Regions from separate parts of the Homo sapiens genome. Here regions 1, 2 and 4 are each linked to region 3. The links are chromatin contacts, found by Hi-C or POLR2A ChIA-PET in ENCODE. All regions are on one chromosome and are shown on one strand. Each heading gives the region's core, a stretch centred on a gene start or an enhancer-like site at or near the end of the contact. The rest is flanking DNA. Distances are from core to core; before and after follow the strand shown.

Region 1 (2,700 bases), core at 201-2,700, 170 kb before region 3:
GGGGGATGGGGCGGGGGCTTCGGGCACCAGCAAAGCCGCCTGGAGCCGGTGAACGGGAGGGAGGGGCGCCCCCCCCACCCCTCCAGGTCCAGGGCCCGGATCGCTGGGTGCCCAGTCCCCCTCTAGGCCTGGGTCCCCTCGTCCTGGACACCGGCCCCTGCCCACGCCCACTGCGTGATGCCCACCTTCCCCAGACCACTCCCAGACTGGGGTAGAGCCTGAGCTCTCACTCCTCCACTGGGGCTCTGCTCAGAAGCCTGCAGTGGCTCCCTAGTACCCAGGCAGGCCAGAGCCACCCGCTTTTCCAAGAGCCAGGCTCCCTCGGGCTTGGCAGTTTGCTACGCTCTAGTCACACGGGGCACCTCTCCTTCCCCTCCTGTGGGCTGTCCGTCACGCAGTTGCCAACACCTGAACTACTCTAACATCCTGACCCCTGGGCCAGCTGTTAAGTGACGGGCTCTCAGCCCAAACTCCCCCGCCGTGCCCCGTGTGATACTGGGGGGCTGATGGGGGTCGGGTCCCGGTCCGGCTCAACCGACAGAGGGCGCAGCGACCCGCGCGGTGCAGGGCCCAGCCTCGCCTCCCCCAGGGGGTGACTTCTCTCCTCGGGGCACCGAACTTCCTCAGCCCCTCCCGAGAGCTGCAGACCCTTGTCCACTCACCAGGGCAGCCCCATAAGGGGATCACTGCCCACCTAACTGCTGCTTAGCCCGGGCCCTCGGCTGTCAACTTCCTGAGACCCACCACCTCTGACGCACCAGGCACCCAATAAATGTTTGCGAGGAAGGAAAAAACAGAATTCTGCCATCCCCACAGAGCAGGTGAGCTGGAGCCCCTCACACAGCAGGTCTTAGTTTTGTGTCTGCTGAAAGGATGAATGAACACGTACAAAAAATGAATGCAGGGAGGAGCCTGTGGCAACGCGTGCCTCCAACTCAGGAGCAGCCTTTCTGCGGGATGGAAACATCCGGAATGCAGAATGTGTTCTTTCAGCCACTGGGCCGCCCAGCCCTTAGAAAATCCGCGGGTCTATAAGAAAGCTTCAGGGGAGAATTGAGATTTGGGGCAGTACAGCCAGCCTTGCGAGTCCAACAAGCCCAGGCAAAGACAGACACGGAGACATCGCTGAGACCAGGCTGCAGAGCAGGGGCGGCAGCACAGGAAGGGGCGCCTTCCATAGGCCCTGCTGCACCCTGAGCCCTCTGCTGAACACTCAGGCTTAGAAAGTTGGGGATTGGGTCTACCTGGGGCCCAGTGAAGCTGATCCGTAGCTCTGTGACTCTGGACCCGTCACAGGCCCCACCTGCGTACCAGGACGCTCATCTGTAACATGGTATTAATAGAGCATGAACATGTACGTTCGTCAAGGTTAAAGGAGCTAGTATACACATGCCATTCAGCCCAACAGCGGGCCTGGACTGACAGAACTGTAAAGGCCGGCGGCCATCCTGACAACAACATACTGTTTATGTAACTCTTCCACTCAACAATGTCTGCCAAACACCCTCCTCAGTGCCTGGCTCTGATGAAACTAGGAAACGACAAAGACGGTGCCTGCCTTCAAGGCACAGGGAGGGCAGGTGCTTTTACCGGCAGTTGCCAGACTCTGCCAGGTGATCCCTCACCTGCCCAGGGCATTCTGGAAGGCTTCCCAAAGACAATGACTTAGGTAGGACTATTCCCACTTACTGATGAGAAGCCCAGGCACAAAGTGGCTGAGAGCCAGTGCGCCCACCTCAGCACCCAATGCACAGCCCAGAGAGGCCAGTGGGCTCCGGTCCAGGCATCCCTGCCTCAGGGACCCAGGCCTCAGGGTGAGGGTAAAGAATAGAAGCCACAGAGTCCTGTAGGTGTGCCAGGGCTGGGGGAAACCATGAGTATACCCTGGGGACAGGGCTGGGGCTTACCTGTAGGTTTTGGGCCCTACTGGAGTGGCAACTCCATCCCTGTCCCCCTTACCACAGGCCACCAGCCCTGACTCTTCCCAGCCATGCCTGACAATGCAGTGTGTTTTCTAAATCACAGGTAGGAGCATACCCTCTCCACCTAACACGCTCCCTCAACTGCCCACTGTCCTCATGGCAAGCCCAGCTCCAACCGGAAATCAGCGTGCATGTGCCTGTCCCCACCTCCAGAGATGCCTTCTTCCCTTCCCCAACCAGGAAGCCCTAGCCCATCACTACACAGGTGCTAGGCACCACCAGGCCTCTCTCTGCCTCCCGGTGCTGGCTCCTCCTGGCTCAGGTCCCGGCACCCCACCCTCCCAACCCCTCCAGGGCCTGCCAGCCCCCTCCTACCTGATCTTGCTTTGGCCGGCCCTGCCTGCTAAAGGGCCACTGATGTTGCTCTCCTGGTCGGCATCCCGGTCACGATCTTTCTCCTCTTGCAGCCGCTGGAGCAGCAGCTGGTGGGGGAGGCTTCTCAGCGAGGGTCCAGGAGAAGCTGCTGGCTGTGCCTCCCCCTTCAGGTTGATATCGCTGGCTGAGCGCTGCAGAGGCCGAGGGGATGCCAAGCCACTGGGGCCAGCCAGTCGCCGCCGCTTCGCATAGCTGGGGGTTTCCCTGAATGGTACTGGGGTAAGGGGGCATAGGTAAGACTCTGAACAGCCAGCTGGGTGACCAACTTGTCCAGTTTGCCCAGGCTTTCCAGATGTTAAAACTAAATCCTATGTTCCAGGAACTGCCTTGGTTCCAGGCAAAC
Region 2 (2,700 bases), core at 96-2,595, 150 kb after region 3:
ACATCCATTAGACATTTGCCCTCGATGTCCCATGTTCTGGCCTATGTTTCCCATCATTTTCTCTGTGCTTCATTCTGGGTAATTCCTTCTGACCTGTTTTCTGGTTCACTGATTTTCACTTCACTGTATATATTTTGTTATTAAACCTGTACACACTGAATTATTATTATTATTATTGAGAGAGGGTCTTGTTCTGTCACCCAGGCTGCAGTGCACTTGCACAATGATGGCTTGACCTCCTGGGCTCGAGTGATCTTCCCACCTCAGCCTCCCAAGTAGCTGGGACTACAGGTGTGCACCACCACGCCTGGCTAATTTTAAAAATTCTTTGTAGAGACAGGTTTTCACCATGTTGCCCAGGCTGGTCTTGAACTTCTGGGCTCAAGTGATCTCCCTACCTCTACCTCCCAAAGTACTGGGATTACAAGCATGAGCCACCTCACCTGGCCTGAATTTGTGATACTGAATATTTTATTCTTTATTTCTAGAAGTTCTACATGGTCCTTTTTCAAATATTCTATATCACCTTTTACTGTTTCTTACAAATATTTTTATGTTGTTAAATATTTATTTCTTTTTATTTTTTATTTTTTTGAGACGGAGTCTCGCTCTGTTGCCCAGGCTGGAGGGCAGTGGTGTGATCTTGGCTCACTGCAAGCTCCGCCTCCTGGGTTCACGCCATTCTCCTGTCTCAGCCTCCCGAGTAGCTGGGACTACAGGCGCCTGCCACCGCGCCCGGCTAATTTTTTGTATTTTTAGTAGACACGGGGTTTCACCATGGTCTCCATCTCCTGACCTTGTGATCTGCCCGCCTCGGCCTCCCAAACTGCTGGGATTACAGGCGTGAGCCACTGCACCCAGCCAAATATTTATTTCTTTAAAAATAAGAAGCACACTCAGCCAGCATGCTAGATCACGCCTGTAATTCCAGTACTTTAGGAGGCCGAGGTGGGCAGATTGCTTAAAGCCAGGAATTCAAGACCAGCCTGGGCAACACGGCAAAAACCTGTTTTTACAAAAAATACAAAGAATTAGCCAGGTGTGGTGGTGTGTGCCTGTAGTCCCAGCCACTCAGAAGGCTGAGACAGAAGGATCACTTGAGCCCAGGAGGCGGAAGTTGCAGTGAGCCAAGATCACGCCACTGTACTCCAACTCCAGCCTAGGCGACAGAGTAAGACCTTCTCACACACATACAAAAAGTACACTTTTTTTATAGTCTGTTTCTAACAATTCCAATACCTGAAGTCTTTGAGGAAGTGTTTCTACTGGTTTTCCTGTTTTCATTTTCTGGGGGTTTTTTTGAGACAAGGTTTCACTTTGTCACCCAGGCTGGAGTGCAGCGGTGCAATCATAGCTCACAGCAGCCTCAAACTCATGGACTCAAGCCATCCTCCTGCCTCAGCCTCCCAATATGCTGGGGTTACAGGCATGAGCCACCACACCTGAACTGTACTGGTTTTAACTCAGAGTGGCTTATTTGCTTGTGTGCTTAGTCATTTTTGTCTGTGTACTATTAATCACTGTCTTTAAAAAATATCTGCAGGCGGATCACCTGAGGTCAGGAGTTCAAGACCAGCCTGGCCAACACAGTGAAACCCCGTCCTTACTAAAAATACAAAAATTAGCCGGACACACGCCTATAGTCCCAGCTACTTGCAAGGCTGAGGTAGGAGAATCGCTTCAACCTGGGAGGCAGAGGTTGCAGTGAACCGAGATTGTGCTACTGCACTTCAGCCTGGGATACAAAGCAAGACTCCATCTCAAAAAAAAAAAAAAAAAAAAAAAAAATCTGCAGGGATTCTTTGTATCTTAGGATGAAGGTAACTTCTTCCAGAGAGGTTTTATCTTTGTTCCTGTCAGATGACAAGCTAGAAACACCTTGAATTAAATTCATGCCCGATTTCCCTGAACTACCAGGCAATGTAACTGGGCTAAAAATCCTCACAAAGGCCAATACAGAGCTACAATTCTCAGGAACAGGTTTTTTTCCCTTTTCATCTTTTTGTGCTACATTTAGTAAAAAGACAACCAGATGAGGGCAAGGAACGGTGTGAGGCACATGTGCCTCTAGTCTGCCCTCACACCTTGAGGATAGAGCCCTTCAGAGTTCCATCGGTGTGGGGAGGGTCTCCTTTAGGCTATTTACCTTGAGAGGAATCGAGCTTAACTACTGTTCTTTTCACAAATCCTCTAAACTCAAAGCCCCACTTTGTCCACATGAGCAAATGCCCTCAGGACAAAAGCAGACCCCATTCTATGGTGTTTAAATTACCTTTCTGCGTTATTTTCAGTTAGATTTTGATCCAAAAGTTTCCTGCTTTTTTGTCAGTTCTTTTATTTATGTTTTTTCATCTAACAATTGTGGCTGTTTTTCTGGGGTGGAGGGTGGGGGAGTAGAAGGTAGTCTAACCTAGCCTAACATTCTCAGAAACATAAAACCTTGCCATTTTTCTTGCAAAATTTATTTGATAACACGATTCTATAATAAAACATACATGCTCTCGTCGCTTTGAGGAATTATTCTACTCTCTACTGGCTTCCATTCATGCTGCTGAGACATCTGTTGTCAACCTAGCTAATGTTCCATTTTAGGTAATCTATCTTTTAACTTTACCTTAACACCTTCTTTTTGTCTTTGGTGCTATACGATTTCAGTGTATGGGTGTGGGTTTGTTTTTTTCTTTTTCTCTTTTTTTTTTT
Region 3 (2,700 bases), core at 201-2,700:
CCTCTTCTGCCCGAAGTCCCTCCCTCCTTCACGGCTTCCTAACCTGCTGTGACTTTAGAGGTCAAGGCTGGCCCGGCCTGGACCTGGGGAAGCCCTCTGTGGCGTTCCTGCCCCAGACCAAGTACAAGTTCCTCCTGGCCCCATGGCGAGGTGTCGCACTTCACTCGTGTCTCTTCCCCACCCCAATCCTTCCCTGACTTCATGCTGGGGGGCTGGCAACCCAGGGTGCAGCAGGGGCTGGAGTTCGACCAAGAACCGGCTGCAGAAGGCCCCGCCATGGGGGGTCCACGCTGAGCCTCCTCTCCGCAGGTTGGCGTGGGAGCCAGCCTAGGGCTTCGGGTCGCGGCAGCGCTGACCGCCATGGACAAGCCCCTGGGTCGCTGCGTGGGCCACGCCCTGGAGGTGGAGGAGGCGCTGCTCTGCATGGACGGCGCAGGCCCGCCAGACTTAAGGGACCTGGTCACCACGCTCGGTGAGGGGGACGGGGTGTAGGGGAGCGGAGGCGGCGGGGGGTGCTTCCCGCTGGGGCCGCCCCGACCCGGCCGCGCCTAAGACCCGTCCCCGCCCGCAGGGGGCGCCCTGCTCTGGCTCAGCGGACACGCGGGGACTCAGGCCCAGGGCGCTGCCCGGGTGGCCGCGGCGCTGGACGACGGCTCGGCCCTTGGCCGCTTCGAGCGGATGCTGGCGGCGCAGGGCGTGGATCCCGGTCTGGCCCGAGCCCTGTGCTCGGGAAGTCCCGCAGAACGCCGGCAGCTGCTGCCTCGCGCCCGGGAGCAGGAGGAGCTGCTGGCGCCCGCAGATGGTGAGCGTCGGGGGAGTCCCCGTCCTTCCGCCTCCGCCATCCCCTTCCCTTCCCGAGGCCCCGCCCCTTCCCGAGCCCGCGCCTCTCAGCCCCTCTCCCCGCAGGCACCGTGGAGCTGGTCCGGGCGCTGCCGCTGGCGCTGGTGCTGCACGAGCTCGGGGCCGGGCGCAGCCGCGCTGGGGAGCCGCTCCGCCTGGGGGTGGGCGCAGAGCTGCTGGTCGACGTGGGTCAGAGGCTGCGCCGTGGTGAGCGCCGCCCCCGCCCTGCTGGCCCCGCACCCCCGCCCAGCTCCGGCCGCGCGGCCTCTAACAGCCCCTCGCTCTGCAGGGACCCCCTGGCTCCGCGTGCACCGGGACGGCCCCGCGCTCAGCGGCCCGCAGAGCCGCGCCCTGCAGGAGGCGCTCGTACTCTCCGACCGCGCGCCATTCGCCGCCCCCTCGCCCTTCGCAGAGCTCGTTCTGCCGCCGCAGCAATAAAGCTCCTTTGCCGCGAAACCTTGTCAGTGCTTGGGCGGGAGCGGAAGGATCCAGGGCTGCGGAGGCGGGGGCCGTCTCGATGAACACGTGACCCCCGGCGGGCTCCGCCTTCCGCGCACGCGCTGAGAGCCTGTCAGCGGCTGCGCCCGTGTGCGCATGCGCAGCTCCGGGGACGCCTGCGCCCTGCCTGTGAGCGTGTGGCGCCCGCTTTCCCTGAGCCGGCGGGGCAGAGCGCAGGGAGCTGGAGGTCGGCGCTTCCTCTCGTGCTTGGTCCACTGACGCGCGGCCCCGCCGCGAGGTGCGGACGCCGGGGCTGGGAGGGGAGGAGGTAGCCCTGAGGACTCGCTGGACTCCGGGGTAGTTTCCCAGCTCCGGCTACTGCGCGGGGCTGGCGGGGCACACCCCAGGGCGCGCTGGAGGCCGGAGCGAGGCTGGGGCGCCCGTGGGAGGCTCCCAGCAGGCACCGGTGTTCTCGCGGCCAAGCACAGTTATAACGCGCTCGCGCGGCGCTTCGAGTGGTCCTGGAACCTTTCTGGCCACGAGGGCGCTGGCCTTGCTGGGGAGGGCACAAACCCAGAACCGCCCGGGCGGGGGTGCAGTGAGTCCTCGGGAGGGTGCCCTCAGCAGGAGGGGGCAGTGACCGGGAGTCCTGAGACCTCCACCTAGCAAACCTTCTGCGGGGGCCCGTGGGAAAGGCTCAAAGGTCACCAACGCAAAGGCAGGGCGTCGGCTGTGAGCCCGGAGGAGCTGCTGGGAAGCCTGGATGTGAGGAGGGTGGGGTTTTGTGGCGGGTGGAAGTGTCGTGCGTCTCTGCCAGGAGAGGTTAAACACAGCCGGCGGGCAGAGTCTGAGCTCCGGGGGTAGGTCGTGCAGGTTTTCTGCTGGGAGTGTGGAGGAAGGCCGCGGTTGGTTGAAGTGGCTGGAGGTAACAGGAAAGTGTTGGAGGAATCGGTTGCTCTCGGGGATTGCAAGCCAGAGAGTTACCCACCTCCTTTTAAGAAATGGGTTTATTGCAAATAGATAACGTGGTTAGTTCAGGCAAGGCATGCACTTGGAATGCTTTCCGTCAGCAAGAGGTTCACCTTGCTGAGGTGCAGGTGCAGGGCAGGGTGCGGTGACAGGCTGGTGATCCCAGGTAGAGGACAGGAGTGACAGGTGTGGTTGCCCAGGTGTGGATGTTTGGTGGAGGTGGAGTTCTGAGCTCAGGTGAGCAGCTGCAAATGCCTGTTAAGCCTGAACGTGGGCTGGGTCCTTCAGATGGGTGGCTGGTCTCAAGTCGCAGGGGCAGCCCAGGCACTGTCCTGGGCCTTCCCTTCTGGCTCCTGACGCCTGTGCTTGTTTCCAGGAGCATCAGATCCATGCTGCTGCTGACTCGGAGCCCCACAGCTTGGCACAGGCTCTCTCAGCTCAAGCCTCGGGTCC
Region 4 (2,700 bases), core at 44-2,543, 200 kb after region 3:
TGAGCCAAGACCATGCCATTGCACTCCTGCCTGGGCAACAAGAGCAACATTCTGTCTCAAAAAAAACAACAGAAACAAACAAACAAAAAACAATACGGCCATGTGCTACTCAACGGTGAAGCTATGTCCTGAGAAATGTGTCATTAGGCGATTTTGTTATGTGACAAACCTAGATGGGACAGCCTACCCCACACCTAGGCCAGATGATCCGAACAACACGTGGTAATCTTTTATTTTTTTATTTTTGAGATGGAGTCTCACTCTGTCGCCCAGGCTGGAGTGCAATGGCGACATCTCAGCTCACTGCAAGCTTCGCCTCCGGGGTTCAAACGATTCTCCTGCCTCAGCCTCCCCAATAGCTGGGGTTACGGCGCTCGCCAGCCACCACGCCCGGCTAATTTTTGTATTTTCAGTAGAGACAGGGTTTCACCAGGTTGGTCTCGATTTCCTGGATTCGTGATCCGCCACCCCACCTCGGCCTCCCAAAGCGGTGAGATTACAGGCGTGAGCCACCGCGTCTGGCCAACACGTGGTAATCTGAAGGGACCACCACAGTATATGCGGCCCGCCTTCCACGGAAACGTCATGAGGCCCACGACTCAAAGGCGTGCCTCATTAAGTTACCGACAGCCCCAAACTCGCCCTTCCACGCCGGGCCTCAAGGTGCTCTGTGGACCACAGCGGGGCCCGGGGCCCTCGCGAGGGAGGGAAGAGTTCGCTCCAGGTCCCCGCGATTCCCCCGGAAAGTGAAACTGCAGAGGTGTTGCGTGGACACCCGCGGTCAGACACGACCCCAGGCCGCGCGGGCCCCAGAGGAAGCGAGCGCGAGTCCGCGGTGGTGGCTGGGCGCTCAGTGAGGACGCCATTCCGCCACGAAAACGCCCGCGACGCCGCTGGCCCCTGCGCGGTGGGGCGAGGTAGGCTGGCCGGACCTGCGAAGCCCGACGAGCCCGGCGCCGGCTGGCTGCAGCTTGCTCTGCCTCCCTGGCCTGGCCCCGAGGCTCCCGCGAGCCGGGATCCGCGAACACCGGGGCCGAACCGACTCTCTCGGGCCTCAGACGGCGTGGACCCTGGAAGGCCCCAGTTCGGCCGCTTCCCCGGAAGTCCCCCAGTGGGCTCCGGCCGCTCTGGCCCGCGCGCGTCCGGCTCGCTGGTGCCCTGGGCGGCGCCCGGCCGCTGGCGCTTCTCGGGCGCTAGGGGGCGCGCGGCCGCGCGGGAGCCGCACTGGGCCGCGGCGGCCGCTCGACTGTTCTGAGGAGCGGCCCGGACGCGCGCCGCCCCCGCCCGCGTTTCCCCGGCAACCCGCGGCCGCCGCCATGGACGCGCTGTTGGGCACAGGGCCTCGCCGGGCTCGCGGCTGCCTGGGCGCGGCTGGACCCACGTCTTCAGGTCGCGCGGCGCGGACCCCGGCGGCGCCCTGGGCGCGCTTCTCCGCCTGGCTGGAGTGTGTGTGCGTGGTCACCTTCGACCTGGAGCTGGGCCAGGCGCTGGAGGTGAGCGGGCGCGAGCGCGGGCGCGGGCGGGTGGGCAGGGCTGCGCCTCTCGGGGCCAGTCCCGCCTCGCTTGGGGCCCTCGGCCGCCCCGCACTCTCCCTGGCCTTCGGCCGCCGCCTCCTGGAGGGGCCTCTTCTCCGGGCTCCAGAAGCGCTCCCCAGGCCGAGGAGGGAAGGCGAGCTGCTCGGAGTCGGATCTTGTCTTCACATTGGGATGGAGCATTTTGCATAACCTAAGTGGTACTCTTTCGATTTTTCCCAGTAAATGTCTCACATCTCCCCCCTCCATTCCCCACCGGAGCAGTGACACCTTCATCCCCTCAGTGGCTCCCGCCAGAGTCCCGGGCTTACCCTCCGCTCCGCATCCCATCTCTGGGCATAGGCGAGGCTGACGGCTCCTTCTGCAACAAAGGTCTCGGATCCGTTCCTTTGCTGCCATCACTGATGTCATCCCCACCCCAGCTGCACCCCAGAGTTCAACCTTTGTGGCTCTCCTGCTTAAAACCCTGCAGCGCCTCCTTGTTCACCTAGCATCAGATCCAGACCCCATGGGCCCCGTCCCTCCACCTGCGTCTTGTGGTGTTCTTGCTCGTGGGGGTCTGTTCATCGGCTGTGCCCATGGGCTTTCGATGTGGTCTTTCTGCTGCCTGCAGGCCTCCACTCACCTACCCACACAGGCAGCCTCCTTTCCTCCAGGGAGGCCCCGCAGGATGATCTTCTCTGTGTCCTGTGTAACACACACCAGGGAGCTGACCAGCACAGGGGAGGCCCACCTGCAGATGGAGGGAGGCTTCCCCGCGCTGGCGCAAGGAACCTCGTGAGGGGTAGTGAGCTCTCTATTACCGCAGGTGTCCAAGATCAGGCCAAATCATCATCATCAGGAAAGCCAGGCAGCGCGTCTCTGTGGTTGGGAGATGCTTTCTAAGGCCCTGCTGAACTCCAAGAGGCCATGAGAAGCATATAGTCTTCTAAACAGAAAAGCATTAACTCTAGCACTCTCTGGAGCCCCTCCCACCACACACGGTCCCCAGCAGGTGCACAGCCTCAAACAGCATCACTGGGTGGGGGCTGAGTACCAAGAAGTGTGGTGACCTGCCCAGGGTTGAAAACCTTTCTTAGTTCAATACTGTTGCCCAGATTGTTCCCCACAAAATCACAAAAGAAGTTAAGAGGTTCCTGGCCGGACGCGGTGACTCATGCCTGTAATC

Evidence for each region. Hi-C counts contacts between places; a loop is a spot of excess contacts on that map. ChIA-PET counts read pairs that join two places held with the same protein, here RNA polymerase II (POLR2A). Pooled maps may share reads with other maps.
Region 1: a map with no recorded cell type shows a loop between it and region 3 (5-fold over the local background). The contact joins the enhancer-like site here to the promoter of SCO2 in region 3. A Hi-C loop is called at or near these places in 1 of 168 maps with a recorded cell type or tissue (chondrocyte), 11 of 37 single-sample maps with no recorded cell type and 9 of 50 pooled maps. POLR2A ChIA-PET finds 5 or more read pairs at or near these places in 5 of 52 experiments (HEK293T, HepG2, MCF 10A and 2 more).
Region 2: a loop to region 3 is called in a pooled map, with 2.4 times the contacts of the local background. The contact joins the enhancer-like site here to the promoter of SCO2 in region 3. A Hi-C loop is called at or near these places in 1 of 50 pooled maps. POLR2A ChIA-PET finds 5 or more read pairs at or near these places in 4 of 52 experiments (GM10248, HepG2, WTC11 and 1 more).
Region 4: a pooled map shows a loop between it and region 3 (12-fold over the local background). The contact joins the promoter of DENND6B here to the promoter of SCO2 in region 3. A Hi-C loop is called at or near these places in 2 of 37 single-sample maps with no recorded cell type and 7 of 50 pooled maps. POLR2A ChIA-PET finds 5 or more read pairs at or near these places in 10 of 52 experiments (B cell, CD4-positive, alpha-beta memory T cell, GM12878 and 7 more).

What each region holds. Positions count from the first base shown.
Region 1 is chr22:50,694,646-50,697,345 of GRCh38, reverse strand. It overlaps SHANK3 (SH3 and multiple ankyrin repeat domains 3), which reads right to left. Exons shown (of 25, transcript NM_001372044.2): 12 at 2,300-2,571. Among named protein-coding and RNA genes, the nearest start is that of SHANK3, 23 kb to the right of the region's middle. RefSeq lists an enhancer at 1,793-2,293. Within about 2 kb of position 1,450, at least 3 of the 41 ENCODE cell types and tissues checked have a DNase peak (open chromatin) inside an H3K27ac peak, as active enhancers do.
Region 2 is chr22:50,374,921-50,377,620 of GRCh38, reverse strand. All of the region lies in intron 2 of PPP6R2 (protein phosphatase 6 regulatory subunit 2), which reads right to left. Among named protein-coding and RNA genes, the nearest start is that of MIR12114, 31 kb to the left of the region's middle. Within about 2 kb of position 1,345, at least 2 of the 41 ENCODE cell types and tissues checked have a DNase peak (open chromatin) inside an H3K27ac peak, as active enhancers do.
Region 3 is chr22:50,524,348-50,527,047 of GRCh38, reverse strand. SCO2 (synthesis of cytochrome C oxidase 2) reads left to right here and starts at 1,450. Exons shown (of 2, transcript NM_005138.3): 1 at 1,450-1,576; 2 at 2,624-2,700. The coding sequence starts at 2,637. NCAPH2 (non-SMC condensin II complex subunit H2) reads right to left here. Exons shown (of 20, transcript NM_152299.4): 20 at 2,268-2,700. It overlaps TYMP (thymidine phosphorylase), which reads left to right. Exons shown (of 10, transcript NM_001953.5): 7 at 310-472; 8 at 572-802; 9 at 907-1,047; 10 at 1,130-1,296. The coding sequence ends at 1,278. RefSeq lists enhancers at 1-240, 49-348 and silencers at 439-1,268, 1,479-1,778.
Region 4 is chr22:50,325,605-50,328,304 of GRCh38, reverse strand. It overlaps DENND6B (DENN domain containing 6B), which reads left to right and starts at 1,293. Exons shown (of 20, transcript NM_001001794.4): 1 at 1,293-1,493. The coding sequence starts at 1,317. RefSeq lists a silencer at 905-1,544.